2 separate regions of the Homo sapiens genome follow, and region 1 is linked to region 2. A link is a loop called in an ENCODE intact Hi-C map of the cell type or tissue named here. Cell type or tissue: GM12878. All regions are shown on one strand.

Region 1 (8,000 bases), 80 kb after region 2:
TTTCCTAAAATGTTAGCTTAGGCTGTCTTTATGCTGTAATTATTTATATAGTCTGCCCATCAGTTCTTGGTGTGGGAAATGGTCTACCAAAGGTCAAATTAAAAGTAGTAGCTCATGCACTGATACTAGTATTTGACAGAACGAAAAATTAATGGTTGTCAGAACATTTCCTGAAATTGGCTCCAAGCAACTGAAATCTTTATTCTAAATCTGTGATTAATTGATTACTAAGGACATGGGATTCAGAGTTTCAGTGAAATATGGGTGCCTATGGCCTCTGAATAAAAGCTTCTTTGCAGCCATTGATAACTTCACAACTGAAAAGATGAAAATGAATAAATGGGAATTCATTCATTCATTCAATGGATATTATGTGCCAGGTTGTGTGCTAGGCACTGAGACACAAAAGTGAACAAGACGAAGTCCCCATCTGAAATAACTTAGAGCTGGAGGAGAAGACTGACATGAAAACAGGTTATAATACCACAAAAAGATGTAAAGATAACTTCAGGTTCCTGCAGCTAGACAAAATACTTGATGTCGTTTCTAAAGGTAATGTGGGAGATATCCTGCATGGGAATGGAAGTCAGGAAATCAAGGGAGAAAAAATATTTTGAGCAGAGCGCGCAGCATGAATGAAAGAAGCATTGCCAAAATAACGTCTCCTCTTTATTTTATACACATTGTTTTATTGTAGTTATCAGGTTATGTGCCATCTCTTTCTCTAAACCGCAGGGCCCTCTAGGCAAGGTACTTACTTTGTCTATATTTTTATGGTAGCTACCATAGTGCCTGGCACGCAGTATATTCTCAATAAACATTTGCTAAACTGAACTGAGAAGTAAGAAGCCAAGAGTTTACTAGCATTTAAAAAGAAAAAAATAGAAGTTTATTCAATAAAATATTTCAACCAATGTACCCAACACATACCAGGTTATATTTATGCTACAATATTGATCAGCCCTGCCCTCTGCACCCTAGAGTAACCCCAAAGCCTAAGCTGCCCCACCTAACTGGACCAGCTTTTTCTGTGTGTTCCAGCATGCTAAATAAACTTCACCATTTTCTATGTGAGTCATGACACGAACACGTTTGGAAAGCACTAAACTATTTATGGTAATTTCCACTGAGTTGTATTACTTTGCCTTGGGGCAGAGAATACAGAGTAGCCCACAGATGGAACAGAAAGAGAAGATACAGAAGGAACAGGGGGTTAGAGACAGACTGGCCAACAGATGGAGACACCATTCCCAGCCTAATTCTTATAGATTGGAATAAATTTTGTGGACTATACTGAAGTGAATGAGCTTTTACAAGAATGGCCACTGTAGCAGATGGCACTGGTACTCTGTTTCACATCCCCTTAGCCCACTTTTGATTTCAACCACAGCTCATACATGCTCATTTTCATGTAAGTACAGACTTACAGCACACTAGCAATGACCCACCTCAACAGAGCTCTGCAAGGTCTTTCTCCTTTGTGCCCAAGGGCCTTCTCTGAGGCCATAGGAGCCCAAGTACAAGCACGGCCTGAAAGTTGGTGAGTGGATAACCCTCAATCATGACAACAGGAGCCAGCGGGTAAACACTCAGCCTCTCCTCCTTCCAGTGGACAATTCCAGGAAGTATCCTCTGTGTTTCATGGGACATGCCAGCAGAATTGAACCACCGTTGCCTACAACAGTGATCTTGATGTTGCTTTTTGGTATTGTTACTGGCTTACTCTCTCTCCATTAATTTACTGTTTATTCCTGGGATCATCTCCTAACATACCACCTGCAGCCAAGTCCTTGTCACAGGCTCTGCTTTTAGGGCAACCCATCCATGAGAAAGATGCAGTAAAGTAACTTTTGAGAAATTATAAATTTTCTGCAAATAGTAATAAAAAAAACAGACATGAGAACTCAATACCTCAGTGCACAATGGTATAGGACAAGAACTATAAAACAAGCTAACCCTGGAAGAAGAGAAAGCCTGACCTAAGAGCATTCTCTTACCCCAAAAACATTTCCTCTGATTTCTTAAGGGCAAGGAAGTTGAAAACAAATGTCATAATCTCACCAAATAACATTTATATTTTGTTGCATATGTACACACATATAATTGTACACTACAGAGTATGTGATATGTACTATGTCATTTTCAGCTAAAATATTTAGCACCTTGCTAACATCCCTGGTTCAAGGTTTCTTCTTATGTATGGTCGTAGTTCAATTTCTCAAGTCTAGCTAATATTGCAGATGTGATTCTGGTGCTCAGAGCAAGCAAAGCCAGGGACAATGTCTGACAAATTCAATAATAATTTATGAATGAATGATTGATTGGTTTTTTAATATGATTAGCTCTCCTTGGATGCTTTCAGTCAGTTAAGTCATGAAAGTAAACACTTTCTGAGTTAACTGACTGAAAGGTGCCCAAGAGGTCTGAAGACAAAGAAGTTATGCACTTAAGACTGAGCCATGGGGAGCCCCACATTGACTGGATCACAGTTTATAAGGGATTCCTGAAATATGTTCATATTTGGCATACCCTTAAATAATCAAAAATTTAACTCACCTAGATATTTGAAAAATTGGAATCAATACATGAGGCAAAAGAGGAAAGGACAGACATGAGTGTAAGAACCATTTCAGTCTTCTTACATATTATTTATACTGCTATTACCATCAAAATGCTGACCACACTCCAAAACTATCTCACAAATTTCCCATAATCCCTCAGAGACACCAATCCCTAGATAAAAAGGCTTGGCTTAAATGCTTCCATTATATCTTTGTTTATAGATTTTGCTCATGCTGCATAACATTAAGATATTGACTGAGATATCTTTGCTTCAAATTTCCCCCCACTCAGAAAGCAGCAATAGTTTTCTCAGCCCAGCCCTAAAAGGAAGATCTTCTAGAGCAGAAAAGAGAGACAATTCTTAGTTTTGTTTCCCAAAATGAACTCTAGACTCTAATAGTAAATAAATAGTCTTGAATGCTGTATTAGTTTGCTAGGGCTGCCATAACAATATGCCACAGATTGGGTGGCTTGAATAACGGACATGTATTTCTTACAGTTCTGGAGGCTGGAAGTCCAAGATCAAGGTGTCAGCAGGCTTGGTTTCTTCTGAGGCCTGTTTTGTCTTGTAGACGGCTGCCTTCTCACTGTGGCTTCACATGACTTTTCTTTCTCACTGTGTCCTCACACACTCTTTGTTTGTGCATCTCTGCTGTATCTTTATGTGTCTAATTTTCTCTTCTTATAAGGACAACAGACAGATTGGATCTGGGCCCACCTTAAAGCCTCATGTTAACTTAATCACCTCTTCAAAGGCCCTATCACCAAGTATCATCACATTCTGAAATACTGAGGGTTAGAGCTTTAAAATATGACTTTTGGACGGACACATTTCCGCCTATAACAAACCCCAAGGCACATTTGACTTTACTTCTGAAGGAAAAAAAAAATACTAATTACAAAAATGTTTCCAAAAAGTTTGTTGCAAAAGGATATTGAGTCCCTGTCTCACAATGCCAGATTTAGCAAATAAAAATATAGAATATCAATTTAAATTTGAATTTCAGATAAATTTGAATTTCAGATAAACAAATAATTTTTTAGCATTAAGAAGTTCCACAAAATTTGGGGCATTCAAATTTAATTGGGCATTTTGTATTTTATCTGTGAATGTTAGTCTCAGATAAACAGGATGAAGAGCATGATAATGAGTCGTGTCATGGGTCCTACACTCTGTTCCACTGCAAGGTTAAATCCCTTGCACAGGAAACAACAGCACCCCCAACATGAGTTTGGGGGTCCCAAAGCAGAGAAAACTAGGTCCTGATTTGCATTTAGAATTCTGAGAGAAAACAGCTTTGCAGGGTGTAATGTGATGATACGGGACAGTGATTAGAATAGGAACAGTGGGTCACATCTAGAGACAGGGTCTGAGGTGGTGACCTCACCTTCCCCCATCATAGTACATACATCTTCTTTTTCTGTGGTTCCAAAACCAAAGGTTTCCTGTGATTGCAAGATAAATACAGAGGTTGGCTGAGTGTGGAGAGGCAGGCCTGAAATGGCCGCATGGTTTGAGTCAAAACTAAACATGTTTTAGACAACACTGTAACTGAAGTGTTTTAAAGTTTATACAGCAGTGGTGGTTACAGACAATGTGTCTAGAGGCAACCTAAAATCACCAGGGATGGTCTAGTCCAGGAAAAGCCATGCATATGGATGCCATTAACCAAGGATCAAAATTCTCTCCCCAGACCTCTCAATAGTATGTTAGCCCTTCTGCAATTTAGAAGCCCCACACCCCCAAAAGAACAGCCAAAGTCAAAGAGAGGTATTATAAAGTGACAGTCAAAGAGACATTAAGTTTAACCTGGAACTAGCTGAGCTTACCTTGAGTTTATCCATATTGTATTTCCATCTCAGCTGCTGGCAAATCAACATTCCCTATCATATATCATTAAAGTTGATTATTTGAACCTTAAAGCAAAACTTAACATTTAATTAAATTTCATTTCATTGCTCTACCATTTGAGATTTTTTTAAAATTGTAATCCTGCCACTTAATATCTATCCAAGAGGAATTCATTTCATATTCTAAACATTTTTTAAAATCTAGACACAATCTTTGTAAGAAGTTTCCTACAAAAGTGAGAGGTGAAGCCAGTTGGACTTCCTGGGTCATGTGGGGACTTGGAGATTTTTTGTGTCTAGCTAAAGGATTGTAAATGTACCAATCAGCACTCTGTGTCTAGCTAAAGGATTGTAAATGCACCAATCAGCACTCTGTAAAAACACAGCAATCAGAGCTCTGTGTCTAGCTAAAGGATTGTAAATGCACTATCAGCACTCTGTAAAATGGACCAATCAGCAGGACATGGGTGGGGACAAATAAGGGAATAAAAGCTGGCCACCCCAGCCAGCAGCGGCAGCCTGCTTGGGTCCCCTTCCATGCTGTGGAAGCTTTGTTCTTTCGCTCTTCACAATAAATCTTGCTTCTGCTCGCTCTTTGGGTCTGCGCCACCTTTAAGAGCTCTAACACTCACCGCGAAGGTCCGAGGCTTCATTCTTGAAGTCAGTGAGACCAAGAACCCACCGGAAGGAACCAACTCCAGACACATTTTGGCAACCATGAAGGGACTATTGCCTATCACCAAGCAGTGAGTACCATCGGACCCCTTTCGCTTGCTATTCTGTCCTATTTTTCCTTAGAATTCGGGGGCTAAACACCAGGCAACTGTTGGCCAGTTAAAAGAGACTAGTGTGGCCGTCAGACTGAAGACAGGGGTGTCAGGGTTTCTGGGAAAGGGCTCTCTGACAACCCCCGGCTCTTTGGAGTTGGGAGCATTGGTTTGCCTGGAACCAGCTTCCACTTTTCCTGTACTTCTGGGCTGAGCCGAGGGTCGACGGAGAGGAAAGCCATTCAGCTCTGGGGTCCAGACAAAAAGTTGGTTGACCCTGTAGCCATGTGTGGAACTTTCAAAGTCATGTCACCCAAGCGAAACTTGCCCATCTATCCTATCTAGCCTGACCCTCGCCTCTTGGGTCCTAATGCCAGTCAGACAAGCTTCCTCTTACCTCCATTCTCCGAGGCTAGTCCCACTTCTAAAAACCACTCCCTGTCTCTGGTGCTTTTCTAGTTTCTCCTATAAGAATGATTTCTAGTATAAACTTCAGGACTCTGTTACCTTCTTTAGGCACCTGGGCTTACCAATCAGAGGCATAATTTTTGCCCAAAGCCCTGTCGGGTGGGGACTATCTGGAATTTTAGGATCTCCCCTCAGACTAGAAGGCCTAACAAAAGCTATTCCTGAAGCTAGGATATGGGGAGTCTCAGAAATGATATCCTTCCTATCCATATGATGAGAAGTAGGACAAAAGGCGTCACTCTTCCAACCCTGGAGATCCCTTCCCTCCCTCAGGGTATGGCCCTCCACTTCATTTTTGGGGCATAACATCTTTATAGGACAGTGGTAAGGTCCCAATACTAACAGGAGAATGCTTAGGACTCTAACAGGTTTTTGAGAATGCATCGGTAAGAGCCACTAAATCCAATTTTTCTCGGTCCTCTTTGTGGTCTAGGAGGACAGGCAAAGGTGCAGGTTTTCAAGAAAGCATCAGTAAGGGCCACTAAATCCGACCTTCCTCGGTCCTCCCTGTGGTGTAGGAGGAAAACTAGTGTTTCTGCTGCTGCGTCAGTGAGCACAACTATTCTGATCAACAGGGTCCAGGGACCGTTGTGGGTTCTTGAGCAAGAAGGGTTTCTGCTGCTGCGTCGGTGAGTGCAACTATTCCGATCAGCAGGGTCTGGGGACCGTTGCGAGTTCTTGGGTAGCAGCAGGAAAACAAACAAACCAAAATCATGGGCAGATTTTTCTTTCACATGGGAAACACTCAGTCATCAACAGGCTCATCCTTGAAATGCATCCTAAGCCATTGGGACCAATTTGACCCACAAACCCTGAAAAAGAGGCAGCTCATTTTTTTCTGCACTATTGCCTGGTCCCAATATTCTCTCTCTGATAGGGAAAAATGGCCACCTGAGGGAGGTATAAATAACAATACTATCCTGCAGCTTGACCTTTGCTGTAAGAGGGAAGGCAAACGGAGTGAAATACCTTATGTCCAAGCTTTCTTTTCATTGAAGGTGAATCCACAACTATGCAAAGCTTGCAATTTACATCCCACAGGAGGACCTCTCAGCTTACCCCCATAGCCTAGCCTCCCTATAGCTCCCCTTCCTATTAATGATAAGCCTCCTCCAATCTCCCCTGCCCAGAAGGAAATAAGCAAAGAAATCTCCAAGAGACCAAAAAAACCCCCGGGCTATCAGTTATGTCCCCTTCAAGCTGTAGGGGGAGGGGAATTTGGCCCAACCCAGGTACATGTCCCCTTCTCCCTCTCTGATTTAAAGCAGATCAAGGTAGACCTGGGGAAGTTTTCAGATGATCCTGATAGGTACATAGATGTCCTACAGGGTCTAGGGCAAACCTTTGATCTCACTTGGAAAGATGTCATGCTATTGTTAGATCAAACCCTGGCCTTTAATGAAAAGAATGCTTTAGCTGCAGTCCGAGAGTTTGGAGATACCTGGTATCTTAGTCAAGTAAATGACAGAATGACAGCTGAAGAAAGGGACAAATTCCCTACTGGTCAGCAAGCCATCCCCAGTATGGATCCCCACTGGGACCTTGACTCAGATCATGGGGACTGGAGTTGCAAACATTTGTTGACCTGTGTTCTAGAAGGACTAAGGAGAATTAGGAAAAATGAATTATGCAATGATGTCCACCATAACTCAGGGAAAGGAAGAAAATCCTGCCTTCCTCAAGTGGCTATGGGAGGCCTTAAGAAAATACACTCCCCTGTCACCTGACTCACTTGAGGTTCAATTGATCCTAAAAAATAAGTTTATTACCCAATCAGCCACAGATATCAGGAGAAAGCTAAAGTGAGCCCTGGGCCCTGAACAAAATCTGGAGGCATTATTAAACCTGGCAACCTCAGTGTTCTATAATAGGGACCAAAAGGAACAGGCTGAAAAGGAAAAGCAAGATAAGAGAAAGGCCGCAGCCTTAGTCATGGCCCTCAGACAAACAAACCTTGGTGTTTCAGAAAGGACAGAAAATGAAGCAGGCCAGTCACCCAGTAGGGCTTGTTACAAGTGTGGTTTTCAAGGATACCTTAAAAATACTGTCCAACAAGAAACAAGCTGCCCCCTCGCTCATGTCCACTATGCCGAGGCAATCACTGGAAGGTGCACTGCCCCAGGGGACAAAGGTTCTCTGGACCAGAATCCCCCAACAAGATGATCCAATAACAGGACTGAGGGTGCCCGGGGCAAGCGCCAGCTCATGTCATAACCCTCACTGAGCCCCGGGTACATTTAACCATTAAGGGCCAGAAAATTGACTTCCTCCTGGACACTGGCGTGGCTTTCTCAGTGTCCTGTCCCGGACAGCTGCCTCAAGGTCCATTACCATCCAAGGAATCCTGGGACG
Region 2 (8,000 bases):
TGGGTGACATAGAAAGATTCCATCTCTCATAAAATAAATTAAATTTTTAAAAATAAATTGTTCAAGGATTAGAGTAAGTTAAAGAATGAAAAGAATGATATATACCATTGTAGTAGCATTTGTATAAAGTTTAAGAAAACACGTTAGAAAACTGTACCTAATTTTTATGAATACATGCATGTTTAGTGAAAGCTAATAAAGTACTCAAGCATTCTTTTAACTCTATTTCCAGAACTGGCAATACTTTTTCACAGAAATATTTCAAGCAAAGAAGCAATATGGATGAAATATCTTAATCAACTCAATGCATTTTCCTGATTCAAAGTGCATTGATTATGCATCAACACTAAAATGTTTAAGCAACATATTCATCTAAATATCTCTTTCATTAGTTCATTGCTCTCCATCTTTGCTAGCTCACAGACTGAAAGGCATGAACACTCTCCAGTGAGTTATTGGGACAAACCCTTCAATGGACACTACTCACTCATGCTTGCTCTCCAGTCTTTTCAAATAATGTTTTATGAGCACTCTCACATGCTCTTAGTTTACAGATGAGGAAACTCAGGCCCAGGGAAGTTTATTAACTTGAGACCGCATGGAGAGGTGATGGTTGAGTCTGAAATTGAGCCAAACTTCTATTTCGCATGCCACAGTACCTTGAAGTGTAATGTGAAGAGGATGAGTTGGGAACACTCAGATAAAATATGAACCATTATTTTTGCACCAGGCAAAGGGAATTTAGGATAAAGAACACCATGTATTTTGGTCCTCATTTCTTATTTTAAACTAGTAAAATTTGAGCATTTTAACAGTGTCTTAGATAAGAAATAATATACCAAAGCGGTTTTTGTCCCATATAATTGGTTTCTACCTTCAGGTTGTAAAGCTGAATTAGTATATAAAGTATCATACTCCAAAGATCACTCAGAATGGCATTGTCCTATTAATACACTATAATGTTTCTAATCTTCAACCATCCAGGCAATTTAATGGTTTCAATAACTTTCTAGAGGTGACAGTAATGCATATATGTTCAGAAACAATACAGCATTTGAAAGTTGGGGCACATAAATTTTAATGCATGTATTTAGAAAATATATAATTTACTTCTAAGTATGTTTTTATTTGAAAAAAATGAAGGGATGATGGTGCAAAAATAAAAATAAAAGGTTTAAACAAAATATAAATATGTAAGCCTTTACAAGAATTACAATGTATCTAGCAGATTAAGTTCTCCAGAATTATTATTATGTCTCCTATATATCATTCTCAAAACTAAATACTCCATTACATAAGTTTTATGTACATATGTTACATTTGTATTTTGGCTAATCAAGTCTATAAATGATGTGTTTCCTCTGTCCAATATATATATAAGCAGGCAGTTTTTATAAATCAAATGGTTAAAGATAAAGCAATTTTACTACATTTGTAGAAAAACCCTATAGCAAATTTTTTTAATCCTCCTTTGTTTCAACAATTTTGGACTTTTGTATAATAGATTGGTACAATTACTTTACAAAGCAAATCACACTAGAATTGAATCCATAGTAACAATGAAATAAATATAATATTTGACTGAATGCATCAATTCACTTAATTCCTAGAATTTTACTTAGCTGAGCTCTGATCAGGAAGTGAAGAATATAAGTTTAAAAATGTTTTCTGCATGTAGTGGCATTTATAACATCGTCCTTCATACTCAAAGGTGATGCAATTGCTGTGGACTGCAGTCTCTAGGGCAAGTGCTGCTGTGGAGACTGATGGATAAACAATAGCTTGTTCTACCCTTTGCATGTGTGAAAACTGTTTCTTAATTTGAGGTTTGAACCATTGGCAGGACTGTCATTCTGATCAAGTCTGCCTTTTAGAGCCTCTGCTGGCCCCATTCTGGAAGGGCACACACCCCAGGCCCGGATGTCCACCACAGCCATTTTCAGCTCTCTCTTTAAGCTACAGTTCTTACGTGCAGTAGACAGAGAGTGCTGAGAAGGGATCAAGATATCCTAGGAGTATAAAGCATCACAAGAGAGTCATACGGATCAGTGATCCTCCAAGTGTGGTCCCTAGATCAGGAGCATCGCATCACATGAAAACTTGTGTTAAAAGAAAAACCTTAGACAAATCAAATGTAACAGAGTTTAATTGAGCAAAGAATGATTCACAAATTAGGCAGCCTCCCAAGCCAGAGTATGCTCAGAGAGTCCAGTGCAGCCACTTGGTGGAAGATTTATGGACAGCAAAAGGAAAGTGACTAACAAAAAAAAACAGAAGTGAGAGACAGAAACAGCCGGACTGGTTACAGCTTGATGTTTGCCTTATTTTGAACAAGGTTTGAAGAGTTGGCCCCCTTTGATTGGCCAAACTCAGTGATTGGCACAAGAGTAGGTTACTGTCTGTTCATACATCCAGTAAGGTTATAGTTTACTATGCACGGAGAAACCTTTAAGCTGAACTTAAAATATGCAAGGAGACAGCTTTAGGCTAATACTTGTTAGAAATGGAAATTCTTGGGTTTCACTTCATACCTACCAAATCATAAACTCTGGGGGTGGGCCCAACAATCTGGGGTTTATTAAGTCCCCCAGCTGAATCTAATGTACATTAAATTTGAGAACTACTGATGTATAAAAATAGTAAACCAATTAGAAATTTGTACAAGGCAGCTGAGAATGTTTGAGTTTGGCACTTACATGCAAAAAAGTATCCAGTAAAATAATACCACAACTACTCACACACACACAGTTTATTGATATTTTAAAAAATAATCTTTATTGACATACCATGCCATGAAAGATATCTTTATTAACAATAACCAAGAAGAAGATTAAACTCATGATATGAAAAGAAATGCTGGAAGAAACAAATGCTTCAATTTGATAAAAACAAACAAAAAATATAATTTCTGTTTTAGATGAAAATAGTATGTAATTTAAGTCTATAATTATGTAAATTATCAAGTGTCTACCGTATGTAAATTCTGTAACATTAACACAGAAAGATTGTGTTATTTTCTGTGTCTGCAGGACATTGTTGTATAAAATGTGTCTGCAGGACATTGTTGTATAAAAAAGGGTAAATTACAAATATTAGGAGTGTTATAGGTTTATTTATATTTTAAAAAATCAACAAACTGGCCGGGCATGGTGGCTCACTCCTGTAATCCCAGCACTTTGGGAGGCCGAGGTGGGTGGATCACAAGGTCAGGAGATCAAGACCATCCTGGCTAACACGGTGAAACCCCATCTCTACTAAAAATACAAAAATAGCCAGGCGTGGTGGGCACCTGTAGTCCCAGCTACTCGGGAGGCTGAGGCAGGAGAATCGCTTGAACCAAGGAGGCGGAGGTTGCAGTGAGCCGAGATCATGCCATCGCCTGGGCAACAGAGTGAGATTCTGTCTCGAAAAAAAAAAAAATTCACAAACTAAAAATTATATGTGCTTACTTTCCTGGAGATTAGTGAGAGAATATGAAAGTAATGACAGAGGAGTTTCACTTTTTACTCTGCATTCTTCTCTATAATTTGGATGTTTATAATAACATGTAGTTGTAGATTACTTTAAAATGTATTTAAATATAAAAAATTAAAAGAGGTCAATCAGGAACATGCTACAAAAATTTACATGTTGTAAAGGTCTGGACTAGAAACTTTGGCACTTAGAATTGATAGATACAGGAAAAAATCCCAAAGGAATATAAAACAAGTGATTATGAATGAGCAGCGAAACAGATGGAAGAGACGATGTGACACCAGGATTTCAAATCTGAATGACTAAAGGACAATATGTCCTGCAACATGTCAGAAGGCAGAGTATAATAACAGTTAAGAGTGACAGCATCTCATTAGGAAGTTATTTAACCTCTCTATGCCTCAATCTCCTCATTTGTAAGTGAGAATAATAATAATTTCCTTATAGCCTTGTTTCAAGATTAAGAAGAATGCTGCATGTAAAGTGCTTTATGTCTCGACACATTCATGCTCAATAAATAGTAGAGATTTTAAGATAATTAATTGAAGGCAGATATTATCAATTTTGTTTTAGGCATGTTGGATTTGAGGTCATGCTGGGACACGAGTGAATATGTGAGCATGACCTTATTTCTTTGTTTGTATTAACAGTTTCATCCCAAGTGACTCTTCTGTCCTGCCTGCTGTTCTGGACTAGGACATGCTGCCACCAGGTGGCAGTAGGCCATTTTACTAATCCAAAAAGGGAAAGGAGAGCTGTCCTGTGATTAACTGGACGTGCTTTATTTTATGAAAAAGGCAGTGAGCCTTAAAAAAAAAAATTGCAGTATAAATGAATATCAACATTTACATAAGATAAATATCTTAAATATTAATCAAAATTTAGGGAAATCAACATGTAAATAGATGTGTTACCTCAATTAAGGTTTTGTCATTTCATCTAATAGAATCTTATTGTGCCTCACTGACGTGTACAAACTAGGTTCCTAGGTAACTCATAATTCTTATCAGATGAAGATAATTGCCTCTTACACTTTTTAAAGAGAAAACTCATGCCCAGCAACTGATGGCTAGGATTTACAAAAGTTAACATATGACTTCTTTTTATAATGTCTCCTTAAGACCAAGGCAGTCAGCCTTCAAGTACTATAGACAGATCCTAAAAAAATAAACTCTTAAGACTAGTTCCAGGAAAAAAAAAAAACATCCTTCCAGAAAATGCAGAAAGGAAACTGGGTCGATCAACTTGGCCTAACCAGTCATAGGGAAAGTAAGCTAGGATGATTTCCCTGTGGGAGCTCAGGGTTAGCAGTGTCTTTCATGTTTTCATCACAGTTACACATGTTATAATGGGTAAAACACCTATTGTCCTCATGAATGTGACTTGGCAGGCATCGCTGTCACCCACATTGGCAAAACACCTTCAATTTGCAGGGCACACTCATAACCACATTTAGTCATTTATGGTATCTAAATGAAAGGCTTGATTCATGCCCCTTGAACTATTATGGTTCGGTATGACTCACCTGCATCTACCTGTGTTTCCACAACACTATGAAGAAAATCTCTGTGAGAGTTCTTCCTGTCAAGGTAATTATTTCCCTCCCTTTCCACAAAACCTTCTTCGGCTCAGTATCCCCTTGGTTCCCAGGAAGTTAGCCCTGCTACTCTTTCCCACTCACATGGAATGATAAGGACAAAGAAAAAAAATAATGCTCGCAATTATTTTGTTATTCATTCCTTCCTTTCCATTTCCCTCACCATAACCCTTGTCTAATTCAACATCGCCTCTTGGATTATGGAAATATTTTACTGCCTGTTCTCTTTAACATTAACAATTTATATTTACTGATCACATAAAAGGAGGCAGGCACTGTTGCTACAAGCTTTACATGCATTTATCTCAGACTCTCCCCCTTGCTCACACCACCACCACTAGATTTATCATCTCCCCACATACACATAAATAAGGGGTATTTTGCTTATGGAGTAAAACCTCTATTAACCTGGAAATTCAGGCCTTCCACCATCTGGACACAAGCCACTTCTTCAACTTTATCCTCCCTATATCAGCCCTCTGTTCTAGCTAAATTCACACTGCTATCACTACTTATACTGGCAATACTAAAACTTGACTGCTCAGAATTCCTACAGTATTCAGTGACTACTCCTCTGTTTTGATATGTAGCATACAAAAGCTAGCGATGCATTTTAAATTCTTGTTTAGATTATTCTTTGTTTACACTTGAAGCTACAGACCTCCCCAGCATAAGGACAGAGTCTGATAACTTCACATATCTGTGGCATGAAGCACTGGCCACATGCCCTGTGGAGCTGTTAAATAAATACTTGTTGATGAAACATTAATACATTGTACTTCAATTTGGGCATTTTATATAGTCTTCTGGTTTATACTGAACATTGAACTTTAGATAATGCCTGTGTTTTTGTGTAATCTTTTATTTGAGCTTGCCACATAGCTTGCAGTATAAAGTGTTTATGGGAGAAGGCTTATCTGCTATGGACCAGTTGCAACACAGTTTCTAATGTTAATTGGCCTTAGACCACAGATTTCAATCTGACCTCTCTCTTTTCCCCCAAAGAGAACACTTTCATGTGAATGTAAAGATCAAAAATGAAATTGATTTTTCTGTCCTTTAAAACACAAGCATATCAGGGCTGTACACATGTAAAAAATTTGTGATAAAGTGACAATGTCAAATTAAGTATCAGAGGTAGGACTTGCAGTCACATAGAAATCCTTTGCTTGGGTCATTTGATAAAGCTTTTTTGTTGCTGTTATTCACCTTTATAGTCATCATAAATGAGAAATTTTGAAGGAATTTCTTTAGAGGGGAAGTCAGGTGAACTCATTTGTGCTTTCTTCACTGGGGGAGGTGACTATTTATAAAAGAATCTTGTTATAGTCTGAATCCACTTCCCTGAGTCTGGTAATCAAAAGTATGCAATTCCTCACAAGAAGTTTACAAAGAATACAACAAAGTTCATATAAATATTCAATCTCAGGGCACTTTTTTTGTTTCAAAACTATCCTCTATTTGGGGAAGAGGAAAAGACAGCTAATATTGATTTCTCTTTTAAAATAAAAAACAAAATGTGTGCCTATATAATGACATTTCCAATCATCAAGCCTGAAATAAAAATGTAAATTTTAATGCATCTGCTTTGATTTTGTACAACATTTGTGATAATGTTTGTCCCAGAAACTAGAAGAATATGGATGGGTTAGAGTTGAAAGCTTTAATCATTAATTTCTATCTTTGTCACATCCAAAGAAAGTAAATGCACTTGATCTTATGATGCCTAGGAAAATGCCTTATTTTATAAAATACCACAAATGTTCATTCCTATTCTCTATACGAATAAGCTTTGGGGCAGTACTATACTTCTTACATGGGACACTATATGGTTATACAGGACACTAATTTCAGAAATGACAGTCCCAAAGACCAAAGACCAAACTCAAGTCCCAACTCAAATACCAAATTTGAGTTTAGTCAGCTAGTAGTCATTGTGTGTAAACCATTCAAGAAGGGTCAATAATGTCAAGTGCAGCCTGCTCTGTATTCCCTGGATCCAGGTTTCTCTTGCAAAAAGTAAAAAAGAGGGAGCATCTTTCTTCCCTTTTCCTATACTAGAGGTGATATTCAAAATATTTTATGACTGCTATAGCACACACACACACCATCAGAAAAGACACCAGCAAAACTAGAGGCTTATGTCTAAGCTTCAGCCCTGGGGCTTATCATTTTAACACTCAGTGATGCACTATGATGTCACTGAGCTTCATTAAATCTCTTATCTCAAATAAAATATTGTAAACATCTTGAAGGTATCTTAACTTCATTACCTACAAGGTACTAATCATATCATTTTCTATGTGCTGAAATACATTAGAAACATTAATTTTATACTAACAATATGGAGAAAAGATAAAGCAAAAGAAGGGTATATAACTTTTCCTTTGAAAATCTTAGAGTATCAAGGGAGAGATAAAAGACCACTTTAAGTAACAAATCAAAAAAGAAAGTGATGAAACAGGAATTTAAAAATCATTTAATCATCAACAGTGTGTAGTAGGAAATTAACCATAGGCTATAAGGAGGATGGAAGTGTTCTTTTAAAAAAATATACTTTGAAAGGATTTGAAAGAGATACAGAAATCTAAAAAAATGAAAGACAAGGGTATGTGCACAAGTGAAGAAACCAAAAAGGTATTTGTGAGCAGATTGGTTTAATGAACAGCAGTGGTCAGGGAAAAAAAAAAAACCCAAGAAATATGGGCCTTTGATGTTTACAGATAATTCCATGTGGAAACTAACTCCATGGAAGAAGTAGATCTTTGGTAAATTTGAAAACTACAAAGGAGAGTTTTAAGATACTCCATTTAATATTTAACACAAAAGGAGTTTTAAGCCCTGAGCTCACCAGCAATATGAGGGAAAAAATGTGACTTGTTCTTTAAAAATTGTTTCACAAACAAATATGAGATGGAGATGTGGAGGG

The links. Hi-C counts contacts between places; a loop is a spot of excess contacts. Peaks named below come from ENCODE experiments on the same cell type or tissue, not always from the same donor. Only the 100,000 strongest peaks of a DNase experiment are listed, where the experiment ranks them.
Region 1: a loop joins it to region 2, with 4 times the contacts of the local background. A loop is called at or near these places in 94 of 110 quality-filtered maps.

What each region holds. Positions count from the first base shown.
Region 1 is chr6:116,086,444-116,094,443 of GRCh38, forward strand. It overlaps a transcript of FRK not described here. Among named protein-coding and RNA genes, the nearest start is that of NT5DC1, 10 kb to the right of the region's middle. RefSeq lists enhancers at 1,044-1,223, 1,234-1,283, 2,341-2,510, 3,884-4,093 and a silencer at 4,703-4,948. In GM12878, no CTCF peak of the experiment used is centred here; DNase peaks (open chromatin) are centred at 1,368 and 3,948; H3K4me3 peaks cover 764 bases; H3K27ac peaks cover 4,857 bases.
Region 2 is chr6:116,006,808-116,014,807 of GRCh38, forward strand. The region is part of intron 1 of FRK (fyn related Src family tyrosine kinase); the gene reads right to left. Among named protein-coding and RNA genes, the nearest start is that of FRK, 50 kb to the right of the region's middle. RefSeq lists an enhancer at 1,997-2,276. In GM12878, a CTCF peak has its summit at 4,176 (motif pointing right); DNase peaks (open chromatin) are centred at 2,314, 4,195 and 4,884; H3K4me3 peaks cover 277 bases; H3K27ac peaks cover 3,131 bases.